Regions from separate parts of the Mus musculus genome. Here region 1 is linked to region 2. The links are chromatin loops, found by intact Hi-C in ENCODE. Cell type or tissue: gastrocnemius. All regions are shown on one strand. Each heading gives the region's core, and the rest is flanking DNA. Links, peaks and the distances in the headings are about the cores only.

Region 1 (8,335 bases), core at 309-8,308, 270 kb before region 2:
AAGAGAGAGAGAGGGGAGAGTCTGGGGGACAGGTGAAATTCTCAGAAGCACAATCCTGGTAAGCTACTGGCAAAGGCCCAATTCCTGAAGTTTCTACCACTGCCCAAATTAGCACCACCAGGTGGAAGCCAAGGGTCTACCACCAGGGGCCTTTGAGAGATATTTTGTATCCAAACCATAACAAAAAAGATACATAGACTAGTCACAGTAGCGGGAGAGAGAAGTGCTGGAAAGGCAGAAGCAAGAGCAGGCAGAAACAACACAGTATCCTGGAAGCAGAAAGACGACAATCTCAAGGAAGAGGGTAATAAACAGATCTAATGCTGATGGTCAAGGGTGATGTCAAGTCAGATTGATGACTGGCTATTAGATCTCACAAGAAGGTGCCTGGAGATCTCAGGTAGACTGAATGAGTGCATGGTTAAACTAAGTACTGAGCTTCAAAAGAAACTAAGTTTTTATCCTCTTATGATGATGCTTACTTTTTGCCAGGCTGCTTATGGCCATTGGCAATGCCACTCGAGCCATTAATCAGTGCCATTCTGGTTGGCAGACGTGGCACAGTAAATCAGCCTCCACAATACAATTAGAGGGCTACACGCCTGCAGTAAATCCACCCAGGAATTATGCAGGCTTCCAGCCTATTAAGTTTTACCACTTCCTTGATACAAAGAGAATTTTATTACCAATTATGCCGCAAGTTAAATTAATATTTATAAGAGTCTCGGAGGCCGAGAGGTGTGATGAAATTTCTAGATGTTCCTTGCTGGTGCTAGATTTTTGTTCCCTCTTGTCATCTCGTGGTCCCTTGGTGGGTATGCAAAATACTAAGTAACAGGAACTGTGATTCCTATGAAGGATTTCCTGCCTGAAAAGTAGAAATTGGGAAAATCCTTTACAAGCTAGTAAGAAACTTAGTATTGCTTATGTTTCTATCATCGAGTCCAATCTAATGCAGCCGTATGTTCGTAACCCAGGGAAAGTACCACTCAACTGCCCTGGATGTCCCCGCTCTGGGAAGGGTGCTGCCTTTGGATTTCAGGCTGCCTCAACCCTTGGAGTTTGTGGAATTTCCAGAAGTCACAGCCCTCACTGCTTCACACTTACCCTTAGCAGCTACCAGCTTTCTTCAGCCAGCATTTTCCTCATGGCCTGGATACTCTTCAGAGGCAGCTGAGTTCCTCTTTGCTTCCACCCAGCCCCAGCAGAGGAAAAGTCCCTTTGTGGGAGGCAGCAGGGGTAGGGTAGAAACTTTAAAGGGGGTAGGCTTGGACTTTAAAGTCATCCTGGCATCACGGTAGGTGTCTGGTTCTGTATCCTCTTAGCTGTGTGAACTTGTACCCAAAACTGGACACATTGCCCAGCCTCTGTTTTCTTATAGGAAAATGGCAGCACTTGGCTCAGAAGGCTGTGTAAGGACTGAGGGCTTGCCTTCATCAAACACCAGTTTTCTCCTAAGGCACCCACTCTTTTCAGAGGAGCAACATAGAGGGGGAGCAAGGGGGTGGGGAGAGAAGCCAGTGAGGAGAGCAGGTAGACAGAAGAGGAGGAGAACAAGAGGGCATGAGGGGGAGGTAAGAGGGTCCCGAGGAAGGTGAGTGCAGAAGACAGACATGTTAAGAGCTGAGGAGTGATTCCAGAGGATGTCTTTGACAGAGATTAGACACCCGTCAAGCACAACTGAAATCCTTCCGTGGTTTGAGGCCGAAAGCTGTCCTCACTGACTAGACCGGGGATGCATAAAGAAACACCTCCCGTGGGCCACACCCAAAGTCATGGCACATTGCTATTGGAAAAGTTTTATGTGTCTTCCAACCCATCCACAGGCATGAAGATACTGATGGCCGCGTATGCTGCTTCCTTTGTACATGTGTTCCAGTTTCACCAGACCTTCTGGGGGACATCATGTGAGTGTCCTGTTGCTGCCCCTTCCTCCCTGTGGAGAGACGTTAATACCATCTATTGAGTCCAGATATGGCACAGATGACATTCCAATGAAATGGCTCCATCCGAGTCTAGTGTAGTGAGCCAATGCATTTATTGGGATTCTCAGTGACTCAGGTAGCTACATCCCTAAAATTCTTACCCTAGCCTAGCATAGGCATAGGACGACTTATGAGAGTCACATTCTAGGAGTCCTCTGTGTTCCTGGTAGGCAATTCCAGCAGAGCTTCCCCTGCCCCAATTGTGTGCTGTTTGTGTAACCCTTAGGGTGGAAGCTCCTGGGTCTTGTTACTTCCTTGTGTGTTTTTTGAGCCCCTCTCCCTTTTCTCTAGGGGAGAATATTTCCTTCTTAGGAAATAGGTATGCGAGAACCCGTTATCATTCCAGCAGTTCATCTGTCTTGGATGATGTTGAGGGTCGTGGGAGAGCTTTCCTAGGGGTGCAAGAAAGAACCTTCACCGTGTGAGGTCTCTGTACCACCAGACTCACCGAGCTCCTCCCGGGCGACAGAGTAGAGGCATAGAGAAGTCATATAGTAAAGTGCTGTCCCACTGAGGCCACCAAGCCCCCTAGGGGTGGAGAAAGGCTGCAAGGGTCTCCCCATGAGACAGGGTCTCACACTCAGGGGAACAGACTGTCCTTAGGGATCAGACTGTCTGGAGCAGGCATGGATCTGGGCAGCAACTGATGGGCTCGGGTTAAAGGCTCCGTGTTGGCTCTTAGATAAATAGAACCGCAACCCCCCCGAGTCAGGCAGGAGACCCTCAAACAGAATGGCTTCAGTTTCTTACCACACAGGCATGTTGATTTAATATACAATTCACAGTATGGCATTTTAAAAAACACTCTGTATCGTAAGGTAAAATTCATCACCACCAAATATATAGTATCTCATTAGAAACACGATCATCTGGGACTAGAGAGATGGCTCAGTGTTTTAAGAGCACCTGTTGTTCTTGCATAGCACCACATGGTGGCTTTAGCTACAGGGTATCCATTGCCTCTCTTGGCATCAGACATGTACATGGTACATATACATACGTGCGGGCCAAACACTCACGCACACTGTTGAGATTTGAATACGAATGGCCTCTGTAGGTTCCTATGTGTGAATACTTGATCTCCAACTGGTGGCTGTTTGGGAAAGATTAGGAGGTGTGGCTTTGTTGCAGGAAGTTTAGCGTGGTGCAGGGGGTGAGCTTTAAGGTTTAAAAGACTCTTGTCTTTCCCAGTGTTCCCCCTGCCTCCTGCTTGTCGCTTGGAGATGTGAACTCTCTCCACTGTTCCCGCCTCTATGTCTTTATTCCGCCATCATGGGCTCTAAGTCTCTGGACTCATGAGCCTAACTAAAAAGCCTTTCTTATAAGTTGCCTTGGACATGGTATTTTATCACAGCAGTAGAAAAGTAGCTAAGACCCATAGGTCTAAAATATTTGTGCTTCACCATGTGTCCTGTGGGCAATAGAGCACAATTTAGTGTGTTTCCTTGCAACCCCTCCCCCCTGCCTCCTAGGGTACTGAGAAGCCGTTTTGCCGCAGGGAGGCACACAAGGACATCTAAGGTGCCATTCATTCTGGCTCACAAGCCCATTTGCCCTTAGCTATGCAGGCAAGAGAGTCAGGTTCAGTGTTATTAACAAACTTTAAGCAAGAACGGTGGTGGTGGTGGTGGGGCATAGAGCAAAACAGCCATAGAGAGCCCTTTGTAACCGTTTAGTAACCCGAACAGAAAAACCTTTGATAAACTCCCCGGAGAGCTTAAATATTTTCCCTCTCTCCGGGCCCAGGTAGCGATGCCAGCAGGTCATCCTTGAAACAAGATGACCAACTCCATCAACCTCAATACGCCCTAATCCTTCAGGAAGGAAGTAGGGTTTGGTTTCCACACTCGCTTTAAAAAAAATCAGGGCTTTGTTCCTCCGGATTGCTCTTCCAGGATTTGTAACACACGGTGACTTGATTTGGCAGGAAAAGCACCTTCTCAACACAAAGGCTTGTTTTATAGGCTTTGAGCTCCGTTCTCCAGGTCTGCGGCGCGCTCCTGACATTCTCCACTGTGGCCACTGGGTGGCGCTGGAGGAACCGGGATTGCCTGGAAGGCTGTTGCTTTCCATTTTCTTCCAGGGCGCCTTGGTTGTGCAGGCACAAGCATACCTGGATAGTCAGATCCCGCTAGACTCCACTTTTCATATGGATGGCCCATGTTTTGTTTAATTTTTTTTATTCTGTCATATAAATAAGGACAAAGTGTGCTTAGAAAAAGAGATGATTTTATTTGGAAAACGCTTTTTATCGGAGTATAGAAGACCGTTTGAATTAAGAATGGACAGAATGCATCTTCATTCAAGTGGTCTGCCTATGTGCCATCCAGTTTGCTGTCCTCCCTGTAAAAGCTAGTGGCATAGTTTTCAATTTACTCCTTCTCTCTCCTTTCCGTTTTCGTTTCTTCCTCCTGTGTAGTTCTCACACCCCATCATCTCCCTGCATCCCGAGTGCACTCCACTGCCTCCTCAGGGATCATTTGAACAACACTGGTTTGGCAATGTCTCATCTTTAAGACCAAACTAATCTACAAGTTCCTTCCCTAACCTCACCTCCTCCTTCGACTACTCATGGTCTGTCTTCCTTCCCTTCCCAACAAACTGTGGCACTCCCAGTTTTCCTTTTGTCTACTCCGATTCACTGCTTTGGTGTCTGTCACTGCAGCATCTCTGAACCCCACCGCCCAGTGGTCAACCCCGGAGATTGCTTTTGCCCACTTTCTACAGTGGCTTCTCTCTCACACTGGATCTGATGGTAGAGTTCTGTCCTTGGTTCTTGTGACGCTCATATCCCTCGAACAACCCGGAACTCTTTTGGGGGGTTACTGTGAGCTACATTTCCCACCAAGCATTGCAGTAGCTGTAAAAAGCAGCTTCAGAGGCCCCACCCACAACATGGCTTGAGCCTAAATTCTAAGCAGAACCAGAGTTCTACATTTCTATCTACATTTACACATTAACTGAGGGCAACCTTGGCCAAGTATCTTGAGTATTGAATAGGCCCCCGAGGTAAAAAAAAAAAAAAGGATGCAGAGAGAGGTTGCAGGAGGGAAGATTGTGTTTAGGCATTAGTCACTGTAACAAAATAACAAACACCTTAAAACAAGAAAGATTTTTGTTGTTGTTGTTTGTTACTTTGTATTTGTTTGAGACAGGTGCTCCCACTACATCTCCCTGGGTGGTCTGGAGCTCTCACTGTCGGTTAGGTTGGCCTTGAATTCTTTCTTCTCCTGCCTCAGCTTCCTCACTACTGGGTCTGCAAATGTGCCACCTCACACGAGTTGGGAAGTTTGAACAGGGATCTGGTACGTGGGAGATCCGTAACTGTTCCCGAGAGACCATCTTCGGCAGCTGCACTGGAGCACCAAGACCTGCTTCACGATGAGTCACTCATACGGCCAGAGAAGTGCAATTAGCTGCCGACTAAGAGCTCAGTCAGGGGAAGGGCCCCTGATTCTTCTCCATGTGACTTTTTATGATCTGCCTGGGCTTCCTTACTAGGAGATAGGGCCCAAGAAAGACTCTGAAGAGACAAGAAAGATAAATTATCAGGCTTTTGTTGTTATTGTTGTTGTTCGTGGTGGTGGTGGTGGTGATGGTAGTATTGGTGATGGAGGTAATGGGTTTTTGTTGGTGTTGGTGTTGTTGGTGGTGTGTGTTAGACAGCGCAGAATGTGGTCGGGGGAGCTGGAACTGTCCATGTGTGGAGACTGGCATTACATACTGTCTATGTAGACCAGGCTAGTCTTGAACTCACCTGCCTCTGCTTTCCAAGTGCTGGGAATAAAGGTGTAAATATTATTGTGCCAGGCTTTGAGCATGTCTAACTGGGAATTTGATTTGTTTTTAATTTGCTCTACAAATTGGTTGGCTCAGTAACAATTCTTTATTATTATTATTATTATTATTATTATTACTATTATTATTATTTAAAGATTTATTGTCTTCAGACACACCAGAAGAAGGCATCAGATCTCATTGCGGATAGTTGTGAGCCACCATGTGATTGCTGGGATTTGAACTCAGGATCTTCAGAAGGCAGTCAGTGCTCTTAACCGCTGAGCCATCTCTCCAGCCCTCAGTAACACGTTCTAAGTTGTTTAATCAAGAAAGGAGGCCATGTGTGGTGTCATACACATTTAATATCAGTGTTCAGGAGGCAGAGGCAGGGGGATCTCTGTGAGCTGAAGTTCAGCCTGATCTACAAAGCGAGTTCCAGGCCATCCAGGGTTATAGTGAGACCCTATCTCAATTAAAAGAAAATTGTAGGTTATGTTTCAAACAGTGCCCTCACTTTCTTCATTACTATTGGCCCTTGTCTTTTTAAGCTGGGACTCAGGGGGTGGGGATAGCAGTCCCCAAAGTGGAGCACACAAGGTTATGACCATGGCCTTATGTTCTTTATTATTCTACCCCAGTCTTAAGACTTTTCCTCTTTAGCCAAAGCCAAGCTCGCAGGAAAAAGAATGGCTGTCAGTAATTTGATTCATCGCCCTTTCCAGGAGGTTGGAAACAGCCAATGCTGGCGTTTTAAAGCAACCTGACACTCCCCTTTGAGGGACAAACGAACGGTTGAGTTAAGGGACAACAATGATCAGAAATGCTGGAGCCCATAGTTGCATGCACGTGTGAGCCCCCCCACCCCCCACCCCCACCCCCCGGGGCCCACAGCAGCTGACCTTTCAAGGCCTAGGATGCATTCTTGCCTCTTCAGTTACTGTTGCAGGTGGGTTGTTATTATTATCGTCATTGGAATGGTTTGGTTGTTTTGATTTGTTTCAAAGGCAGCACATTCATGGTCACGAGGTCCTGGCAGGCATTTCTCTCTGAGGCTGGTGATCAAGAAGCGAGATGAGATGCTAACTAGGGTAGGACGCCAGTACAGCAGAACTTCCGTGGAAGTGGCTAATTTGCTGGCTCAACCCTGCTAAGCAACCAAACGAGGTAATGACTCCCGTCTCTTTGCGGACTCCGACCAATTTGAGCTTGTGACCTTGAGTGACACCATACTTTTCATAGCTATGTACTAAAGGAGAGAGTATTGTGCAGTCAGTGAAGCGATTCTTTCCAACGATATAGGCGACAAAGGACAGAAGTGTACCAAGGACTGAGACCAGGGGAGACCAAGTAACTCAGTCACTGTGGCAATTACACCCATTAGGTATGTCTCCCAGATATAATCTTTCTTTTGCAAGCATTGCATTAATTTTCCTAAAGCACACACACACTCCTTCACTCTCCTCAACCCTGGAGTTCCACATGACTTTCTCCTGCAGGGAGTTTGTCAATTGCAGTGAATAAAGTGGACGCCCAGGTCCAAGCACTTTCCCTTGGAGTGACAAAAGACTCCAGAATGTCAACCCACCTTGGGAAACAGGAATCATCCCTTCAGGATTTCGCTTCTTTTTTTTTTGTTGTTGCTGTTGTTGTGGGTTTTTTTTTTGTTTTTTTGTTTTTTTGCTTTTTGTTTTTTGTTGTTTTTGTTTTTCGAGACAGGGTTCTTCTGTGTAGCCCTGGCTGTCCTGGAACTCACTCTGTAGACCAGGCTGGCCTCGAACTCAGAAATCCGCCTGCCTCTGCCTCCTAAATTCTGGGGTTAAAGGCATGCGCCACCACCGCCCGGCAGGATTTCACTTTTTTCAAGAACTTACCACACGCCTTTGTAAAGGGTCTGGCCAGTTTGTACATCAGTCTTCTTGGAACATCTCCGCTGGATATTTTATCAGTCTCCACAGACTTTGGGGTTCCATTGACCAGGGTTCTCTTGTCTGCTGCAGTTTTTTAAAAGATGATATTTCTTTTTAAATTTAAATTATTATTTTTTTTTCCAAGACAGGGTTTTTCTGTGTAGCCGTGGTTGTCCTGGAACTCACTCTGTAGACCAGGCTGGCCTTGAACTCAGAGATCTGCCTGCTTCTGACTCCCAAGTGCTGGGATTAAAGGCATGCGCCACCACTGCCGGGCAATTTAAACTATTTTTATTCCATTTTTACCTGTATTGGTATTTTACCTGTGTGTATTTTCTCTACCTTTTGTGTACCTGGTTCCTATGGAGGCCAGAAGAGGGCATCAGCCCTCCAGAACTCAAGTTACAGATGTTTGTGAGCCACCATGTAGGTTCCAGGAATCAAACCAGGTCCTCTGGAAGTGCCAGACTCTTCTGTCAAAACCTTTTGAAAGTCACTCCTTAGTTTCATTGTCAAAACCTAAATGGGATGGCCTAGTCAGTCATCAATGGAAGGAGAGGCCCTTGGTCCTGTGAAGGCTCTATGCCCCAATGTAGGGGATTGCCAGGGCCAGGAAGCAGGAGTGGAAGGGTTGGTGAGCAGGGGGAGGGGAGAGGGAATAGG
Region 2 (8,335 bases), core at 257-8,256:
CACACTAGTGCACATACACAGATTAAAAAAACAAAACAAAACATTATTTAATTAAGAGAAAGAAAGAAAGGAAGAAAGAAAGAAAGAAAGAAAGAAAGAAAGAAAGAAAGAAAGAAAGAAGACAACCTTGATGGTGATTTCTATCTCTAGAATGCTGAGACAGAAAACTTCTGTTTATTAACTCGTGTTTTGGTGTTTCGTTATGGCGACTTGGCCGAACTCACACCTTGCAAGCGTGAAATTCATCCTTGGATACTTTTAATTTTTTTTTTTCCTGTCTCTGTTCTTTTCTCAGACTGTCTCTCTGATCCTTTTGCCACTTTCTGAGCCAGAATCCAAGTGTTTTTATAGGCTCTTCTGTCTAAATACTAACTAGGAGCTGCTGGGTTGAACACAGAAGTCAGATGAGATTAGGTGGAGTCGGGGGTGGGCGGGGCCTCGGGGCCCCTAGGCTCTTTCTCCGCCCTCCCTTCTTTTTTTCTTTCTGTATGGACTATTTCCCATTGCCACTTCTGTGCCAAAGAATCCCAAACCTGTAGCTCTGGTTTCACTCTTCTTGAAATCTGCATGTAGACTTTGCATCAACTTGTTAGACTCTTTTTTTTTTTTTTAAATCACTTCAACATAGCTCCCATTAACGCGCATGCGTGAAGGCCTGAGTCCAACCCCAGGGTTGGCACACAACAGCCAACTCAGAGTCCAATCCGTCATATTTCTAATGTGTTTTTTCCCCCTACTCTTTTAACGGTTATTATTTTCTTAGTGACCAGAGTTATGAAATTCAATAATCATTCATGCCCCTCCCCCATCTCCTCTTATCCCCAAATACTATACCTCATTTTTAAATTTTGTCTTTTAGTTCTCAATTTCTACCTTTCCCCATTTTCAGATACCGTGTGGATCCAGAACTCAGCACGGCGTGCCCTATATTCTACAGTTATGACCTACTTTCTCTTTGGTTTTCAATCTCCACCATTAAGGACAGTTTCGTTAAAGCACAAGTTGTAATATTTTCTTCTCTGAACTTCTGTGTCACTCCTTGGCTAATTTAACAATCGCAGACTGGAATTGTTTCCAGTACGAATGCTTCAAGGCTCCTCTGATCTGTTACACGCCACTCCTTTTCAGTTTTGCGGGGTATTTAGAACAAAAGAGTCAAACAACGGACATATGGCTCAGCAGTTAGGAGCGTTTGCTGCTCTTGCAGAGGACTGGGGTTCAGTTCCCAGGACGCACATGGTGGCTCACAACCAATTGTAGGGGATCTGATGCTCTCTAGCAGTCTCCCAGAGCACCATACATGCACGCAGGCAAAACACTCATTCAAGTAAAACATACACATGGACACATATATCCACACTCACGCATGGACACACACACACACACACAAAACCAACTCTTTATGTTGTTTCCATGAAGGACAATTTCAAAAACCATTGGCGTGGTTGACACTGCCAATAGTAATCGTTTATTCTGCAAAGGTCCTTGTCTTTTGTAAGTGACAAGATGCCCTTCCAAATTGTATCCACATGGGAAATAAAATGAAGGCAATTCTGAGTTTCTGCACAAATGCTATTGTGGTGCGTTCGAATGAAAATGACTCATAAGGAATGGCGTGATTGGAAAGGATTAGGGTGAATGGCCTTGCTGGAGTAGGCGTGGCCTTGCTGGAGTGGGCATGGCCTTGCTGGAGTAGGTGTGTTGTCACTGGGGGTGAGCTTTGAAGTTTCAGAAGTTCACTGTCTTTTCCTGCTGCCTGCCCATCCAGATGCAGAACTCCCAGCTACCTCGCCAGCCAGCACCATGTCTGCCTGTGTGCTGACATGCCCCCCTGCCATGAAGATAACCATGACGGAACCTCTGAACTGTAAGCCAGCCCCAGTGAAATGTTTCCTTATAAAAGTTGCTGGGGTCATGGTGTCTCTTTACAGCAATAAAACCCAAACTAAGTCAGCTATTTTTCCACAGTTTTGTTTTGAGGCTGGGTCTCACTTGGTAGCCCTGGCTAGCCTGGAACTCACGATAGAGACCAGGCTGGTTTTGAGCTCACAAAGATCTGCCTGCTTCTGCGCGCTGAGTGCAGGCATTAAAAGCATTTGTCACCATGTCCTGCCCAGAGACAGATCTTACCTCCATGCATTCTTAGTCCCTGTTACACAATGACTGTGGAGTTAGCTCAGTCATTTGGATGTCTTCAACCCTTATACACCTTGGCTTAGAACTTCGAGGCTGCCATACCCTCTCCAGCGGTTTCTAATGGTTCATGTCAAGGATCACTCTGGAAACCAGCAGAAGTGTAAGACTTCATCCACTGCAATCAAATGCAAGTTCTGTACGGCCAATGACCTGGGCCTGAATGTCAATATTCTGTCTTAAAAAAAAAAAAAAAAAGCCACACACGCAGGGCTCAGGTGTTGGAGCCTAGTCCTGTGTGAGGCCATGTGTTTGATCCCCCAGACTACAACAGAGAAAACCACAGTCTATTTCCCAGGTTTCTTGTCTTTCTCATGGCTTCTGTCAGTCTCCATTAACAAGTCTTAAGAACGCACGCCTTTAATCCTAGCACTCAGGAGGCAGAGGCAGGAGAATTTCTGAGTTCGAGGTCAGCCTGGTCTACAAAGTGAGTTCCAGGACAGCCAGGGCTACACAGAGAAACCCTGTCTCAAAAGAAAAAGAAAAAGAAAAAAAAAAAACCTATTTGTTTTACCAGGCAGCAGTGGTGCGTGCCTTTAATCCCAGCACTTAGGAGGCAGAGGCAGGCAGATTTCTGAGTTCGAGGCCAGCCTGGTCTACAGAGTGAGTTCCAGGATACACAGAGAAACCCTGTCTTGAAAAACCGAAAAAAAAAAAAAAAAAAAAAAAAAAGAGGAGAAGAACAATTTGTTTTACTTTCTGATTATTTACTTTCAACTTTCAAGCTATTTTGGTGCCATCTCTCAGCATGGACTAGGAGGAAGGTTTTTGAGAAAGGGCTCCTTTGGGAGCTGTAAATATAGTTTTTAATCATTTTTACATGATTTAAAAAAAAATTTATACCCAGAGGCATATCCATATATGACTAAGCCTGAAAAAATGAAACATCTAATAATTGTATTTGGGGAAATAGGTCAATTCAAGGCTACAATTAAAAAGGTGTCATGGTGTAGCCATAGTTGTTCCTGAACGTCGACCATCAAAACTGTTGACAGATTACCCATTGCATGTTTTTTTGTTTGTTTGTTTGTTTTTTGTTTTTGGCTTTTTGAGACAGGGTTTCTCTGTGTAGCCCTGACTGTCCTGGAACTCACTTTGTAGACCAGGCTGGCCTCGAACTCAGAAATCTGCCTGCCTCTGCCTCCTGAGTGCTGGGATTAAAGGCGTGCGCGACCACTGCCCGGCACATGTGTTTTTTTTTTTTTAATAAAAAATTTGTACATATGTATTTGTGTGTTCACGGGTGTGCGTGTGTGTACATGTGTACACACACAGCGTTTGTGGAGGTCAGAGGACAGCTTTCAGAAGTTGGGTCTGTCCGCCATGGAGGCCTGGGAGATCAAATAGAGGTTATCAGGTTAGTTAAGGAGCTGATCGACCCGATTCCATGTGTGCTTAGCTTCATTGTAGAAATGTGTTTGGGGGGCAATATGCAGAGACTACATTGGAAACAGAATTCTGTTAACGAGATTGCTTCAGCCGTACTTCACCTGATTAGAGAAAAGCCATATGAATCTTTATGTTCTGAGCTACATGTAGCTACTTCCGCATGCCCAGGTTTTTGTTGGGACAACCAAGGGGCCATGAGTTGCTGCTGCCACCTGGTGGTCAAAATGGGTAACTAACATCTGCCCCCCAAACACGCTGGAGCATCCTACCTAGAGTTCGGCTGGGTTCTACTCTGGGTAGTGAACTCTTATTGAATTTCTAGGAAGGCCAGGGGGATGTGACAATCACTCTGGGGGACAGGTATGGATCCCTTCGACCTTTCTTTGTTTTACTGTTCGAAATTAAGTCTGTTTAATTCCACACAGTTGCGTTCTTGGAACCCGTAAGATCTTCTGAGCTTTCTCTCTCCATCCTTGGGCTCCTCCCCAGTTCAGCTTCTTCTTTCGGAGATTCCTTTCTTGAACCATCGGTGACACTAACCACGACTTTAAAGCACGAGTGTTATGTTGTCCAGCATTCCTTCAGATAAATTTAAAAAAAATTTTCTTTTGCGAACTTCTAAAGTCCTCAGAAGGCTCCAGATAGCGTTCTCCCCAAATCTCCTTCTTTGTCTTTGTACCTAGCTCTTTGTGTGTCTCCCACTCATTTTTTTTTTTAATGAGGCGCAGACATAGAGGAAAAAGGACCGACCCGTCTCCTCCATTTTCAATTTTCTAGAAATAATAAATGTTGCTTCTTACTACTTTTATCATAAATATTCAAATCACTTCAACTCACTGTGGATTGAATCAGCCTTCTTAGGGGTGTTTGCAAATATAATCATTACTAATAAAACTGTTTTTAGGAAGAATTTATTTTGAATTTGAACAAATAGCTTAAAAGCTTTGGAACTGTGGGCTACTTCACCATGGCCATTTTCTGCAGCTGAAAAGCAGATAAATCGAAGGCTGTTTTGTTTCTAATCAAAAAGTATTTGCTACTCCACAGAGTAATTTATCATGCACTTTAAATAACATGATTTTTTTTCTTCAATGCGCTTAAAATGGGATGCGAGTGCAGAACATTGCCAGGCAATGGTGGTTATAAAACTCCAAAGAGGCCACAAGCACAACCACAGAAACCAAGAGGGACTTCACAGATTCAGAATTCCGTTTGCAGGGCTGGAGAGATGGCTCAATGGTTAAGAGCACTGACTGCTCTTCCAGAGGACATAGGTTCAATTCCCAGCACCCACATGGAGGCTCACAGCCTTCTGTACCTCCAGTTCTAGGGGATCCAACACCCCTTCCCAGCTTCCCTGGGTACCAGGCATTCTCGTGCAATAAACATGTAAGCAAAACACTTATACACATAAAATTAAAATGTAAATAAGTAGAAGAGGAAACCGGAGTTCTGTTTGCTTCAAGGGCAAAATGTTTTTACTTGCAAGCAAAATGAACAACCGTCAGGACTAATCATGCCGTGGATCGTGTTACCTTCCCAGAAATCTCCAGAGTTTTTGGCGGGTGGCTCAGACAAAGGGTGTGTGCAATTGTGCAATTATGATTTTGATATAGACATGCCAGCGTCAACTTGTCTTCTATAGAAACTACGGTGGGTGTCTTGGTTAGTGTTTTACTGCTGTGAACAGACACCATGACCAAGGCAGCACTTATAAAGGACACTATTTAACTGGGGCTGGCTTACAGGTTCAGAGGTTCAGCCCATTATCATCAAGGCAGGAAGGAGCATGGCAGCATCCAGGCAGGCATGGTGCAAGAGGAGCTGAGAGTTCTACATCTTCATCTGAAGGCTGCTAGTGGAATACTGGCTTCCAAGCAGCTAGGATGTAGGTCTTAAAGCCCATACACACAGTGACACACCTACTCCAACAGGGCCACACCTTCTAATAGTGCCACGCCCTGGGCCAAGCATATACAAACCAGCACTCACTGTGGTCATTTTCCTTTCTTCCTTTCTCCCTCCTTCTTTCCTCCTTTTTTTTTTTTTTTTTTTTTTTTTTTTCCTTTAGGGCAGAGTCTCTCTACATAGTTCAATTGTCCTGGAATTCTTTCTAGACCAGGCTGGCCTGGAACTCACAGAGATCCACCTGCCTCTGCCTCCCCAGTGCTGGAACTAAGTGTGTGTACCATCGGTACACCATTGGTAATTGGTATACCAATTACCAATCACATTTCTACACTTTAGCTTTTAACAGCCAAAGATACCATCACCAAGAAAATCACTTCTCCCTGGAGAAGAAAACTATACTCACTCGGAAAGACCAAGTTACAAACAAAACAAAACAAAACAAAACAAACCAACAACAGCAACAACAAAAAGTAAAGAAGAGTGTTTGAATTAAATGTGAAGAGGACCGTCCATAATGATGGTAATGATGATGATAGTGGTGGTGATGGTGATGATGGTAAGGAGGACATACATTATGATGGCTTTAAAATATATTCTTACATCCTGGCCATATCTGGGAATGGGGTCAGGATGTTTACTGACTTTCTGTTGTAGGTCACAGACACATCGTGACCATTTAAGGGTAGCTCCTAAATGAATGAAAGTAAACCTACAACTTTAAAGTAAGTGGAAAATAGAAGGGAGGGATGCCACCCCCCCAGACGCCATCCCCCCACGTCCCCACTGCCTCGATGATTTAGCAGGAGAACTGGAAGGAGAATTAGGAGCAAAGAAACCCACAGGCGTCTAACAAACGCACTATACTCAAAGTGAACCCAGTGTCTTAGTCGTTCAAACAAGCACAAGCGAAGGACCTCGGGGTGAAAGCACGTGCCACAACTGCCTGAACTTGGACCCCCAGCACCTGAGTAAAAAGCTGCATGCAGGAGATGGAAAGGACCTGGAACTTTGCAAGCAAGCTAGGCTGGTATAGCAGTAAAACCAAGAGATTTGCTTGCCTCAAAGATAAAATGGAAGGCAAGAGTGGACCTCCTGGACGTCATTATCTGACCTTCATAGTTGTGTTTGCGTTCTCACATGTGTCACAAATACACATACACACACATACACTTACACACATACACACACATGCACACATATATGTACATACATGCACATACATGCACACACATGCACACATGCATACACATATACACATACATGCACACACATACACCTATACACATGCACACACATGCATGCACACACACACAAATGCACTCACACATACACATTCACAAATGCACACACATACACATACACACATGGATACACATACACATATACACATACACACATACACACACACATGCATACACACATACACACATGCATACACACATATATAATGCTGTTTTAAAATATATGTTATTTGCATGTTTGTGGTTCTTGGGTGTGTGTGCATGCGCACGGGTGGTACCCTCAGAGGCCAGAAGAGGAAGTTAGTTCTCAGCTCCCTGCAGACTGGAGTTACAGATGTTTGTGTGTAGCCCTGTGACTGTGTGACTGTAGAGAACTGAACCCAGGGCCTCTGGAAGAGCAGCCAGTGCTCTTAACTATTGAGCCATCCCTCCAGCCCCACACAGAAAATTTTAAAAATTAAAATAAAATATCTAAAATATAAGTGAATATGTTTTCAGTTAAGAATTGTATGTTTAAAAGAGTTCTTGCTGTGTTCTTATAGCATGTAGTAATCAAACAAACAAACAAACAAAAATCTTAAAAATAAAGATGGAAACAACAACCAAAAGAGAAACTATGAACAAACAAAACTTGTGGGCCACGCCACTACTGAAAAACCTAAGAGTCAAAGGCAAAAATTATTATCAGGGATAAGAAAATCAGGGGGTGGGCTGGAGAGATGGCTCAGCAGTTAAGGGTACTGACTGACTGCTCTTCCAGAGGTCCTGAGTTCAATCCCCAGCAACCACATGGTGGCTCACAACCATCTGTAATGGGATCCGATGCCTTTTTCTGGTGTGTCTGAAGAGAGCAATGGTGTATTAGGATACATAAGATAAATAAATAAATCTTTAAGGAAAAAAAAAAGAAAGTCAGTGATAAACAAGGAACAATACTCATGAAAATATAGTCTTGTAGCAGCATGCAGGCAAGAGCACAGCCACAAAATACTAACTGCAGCCACGGACAGAAAGTGTGAGAAAGGAAAGAATTTTTCACAAGAAAGCACCATTGTTGCTGGTTTTTATATGGGTGCTCAGGTTTGGATTACGGTCTTCATGTTTGCAAAGCCAGTACTTTCTCTACTGATCCATCTCTCTGCTCCTTTCTTCTTTCTGGAGACAGCATCTCATTATGAGGTGTGGGTGTCCTTAAACTTAAGATCTTTGTGTCCCAGCCTCCCCAGAAGTTGGAATAACAGGTGTGATCACCACGCCCACCTTAAGAGAAGATTTTTTTTTTTTTTTTAAGATTAAAAAAAAAAACAAAAACCTGTCATTTCTGCCGGGTGTGGTGGGCTCACTCCTTTAATCCCAGCACTTGGGAGGCAGAGGCAGGCAGATTTCTGAGTTCGAGGCCAGCCTGGTCTACAGAGTGAGTTCCAGGACAGCCAGAGCTATACAGAGAGACCCTGTCTCGAAAAAACCAAAACCAACCAACCAAACAAACAAACAAAAAACAAAACAAAAAAAAAAAAACAAATCCCAAAACCAAACCAAACAAAAAACCAAAAAACAAAGAACCTGTCATTTCTTGTAACTGACCAAAAAAAAGTTTACTA

The links. Hi-C counts contacts between places; a loop is a spot of excess contacts. Peaks named below come from ENCODE experiments on the same cell type or tissue, not always from the same donor. Only the 100,000 strongest peaks of a DNase experiment are listed, where the experiment ranks them.
Region 1: it touches region 2 in a loop (7-fold over the local background); 23 of 42 quality-filtered maps call a loop at or near these places.

Annotation. Positions count from the first base shown.
Region 1 is chr8:47,739,610-47,747,944 of GRCm38, forward strand. Gm31786 (predicted gene, 31786) reads right to left here. Exons shown (of 4, transcript NR_166572.1): 4 at 5,098-5,508. Among named protein-coding and RNA genes, the nearest start is that of Gm31786, 6.4 kb to the right of the region's middle. In gastrocnemius, for the core only: a CTCF peak has its summit at 3,994 (motif pointing right); a DNase peak (open chromatin) is centred at 4,011; H3K27ac peaks cover 395 bases.
Region 2 is chr8:48,012,920-48,021,254 of GRCm38, forward strand. No RefSeq gene overlaps it. Among named protein-coding and RNA genes, the nearest start is that of Gm32052, 7.5 kb to the left of the region's middle. In gastrocnemius, for the core only: no CTCF peak of the experiment used is centred there; a DNase peak (open chromatin) is centred at 3,802.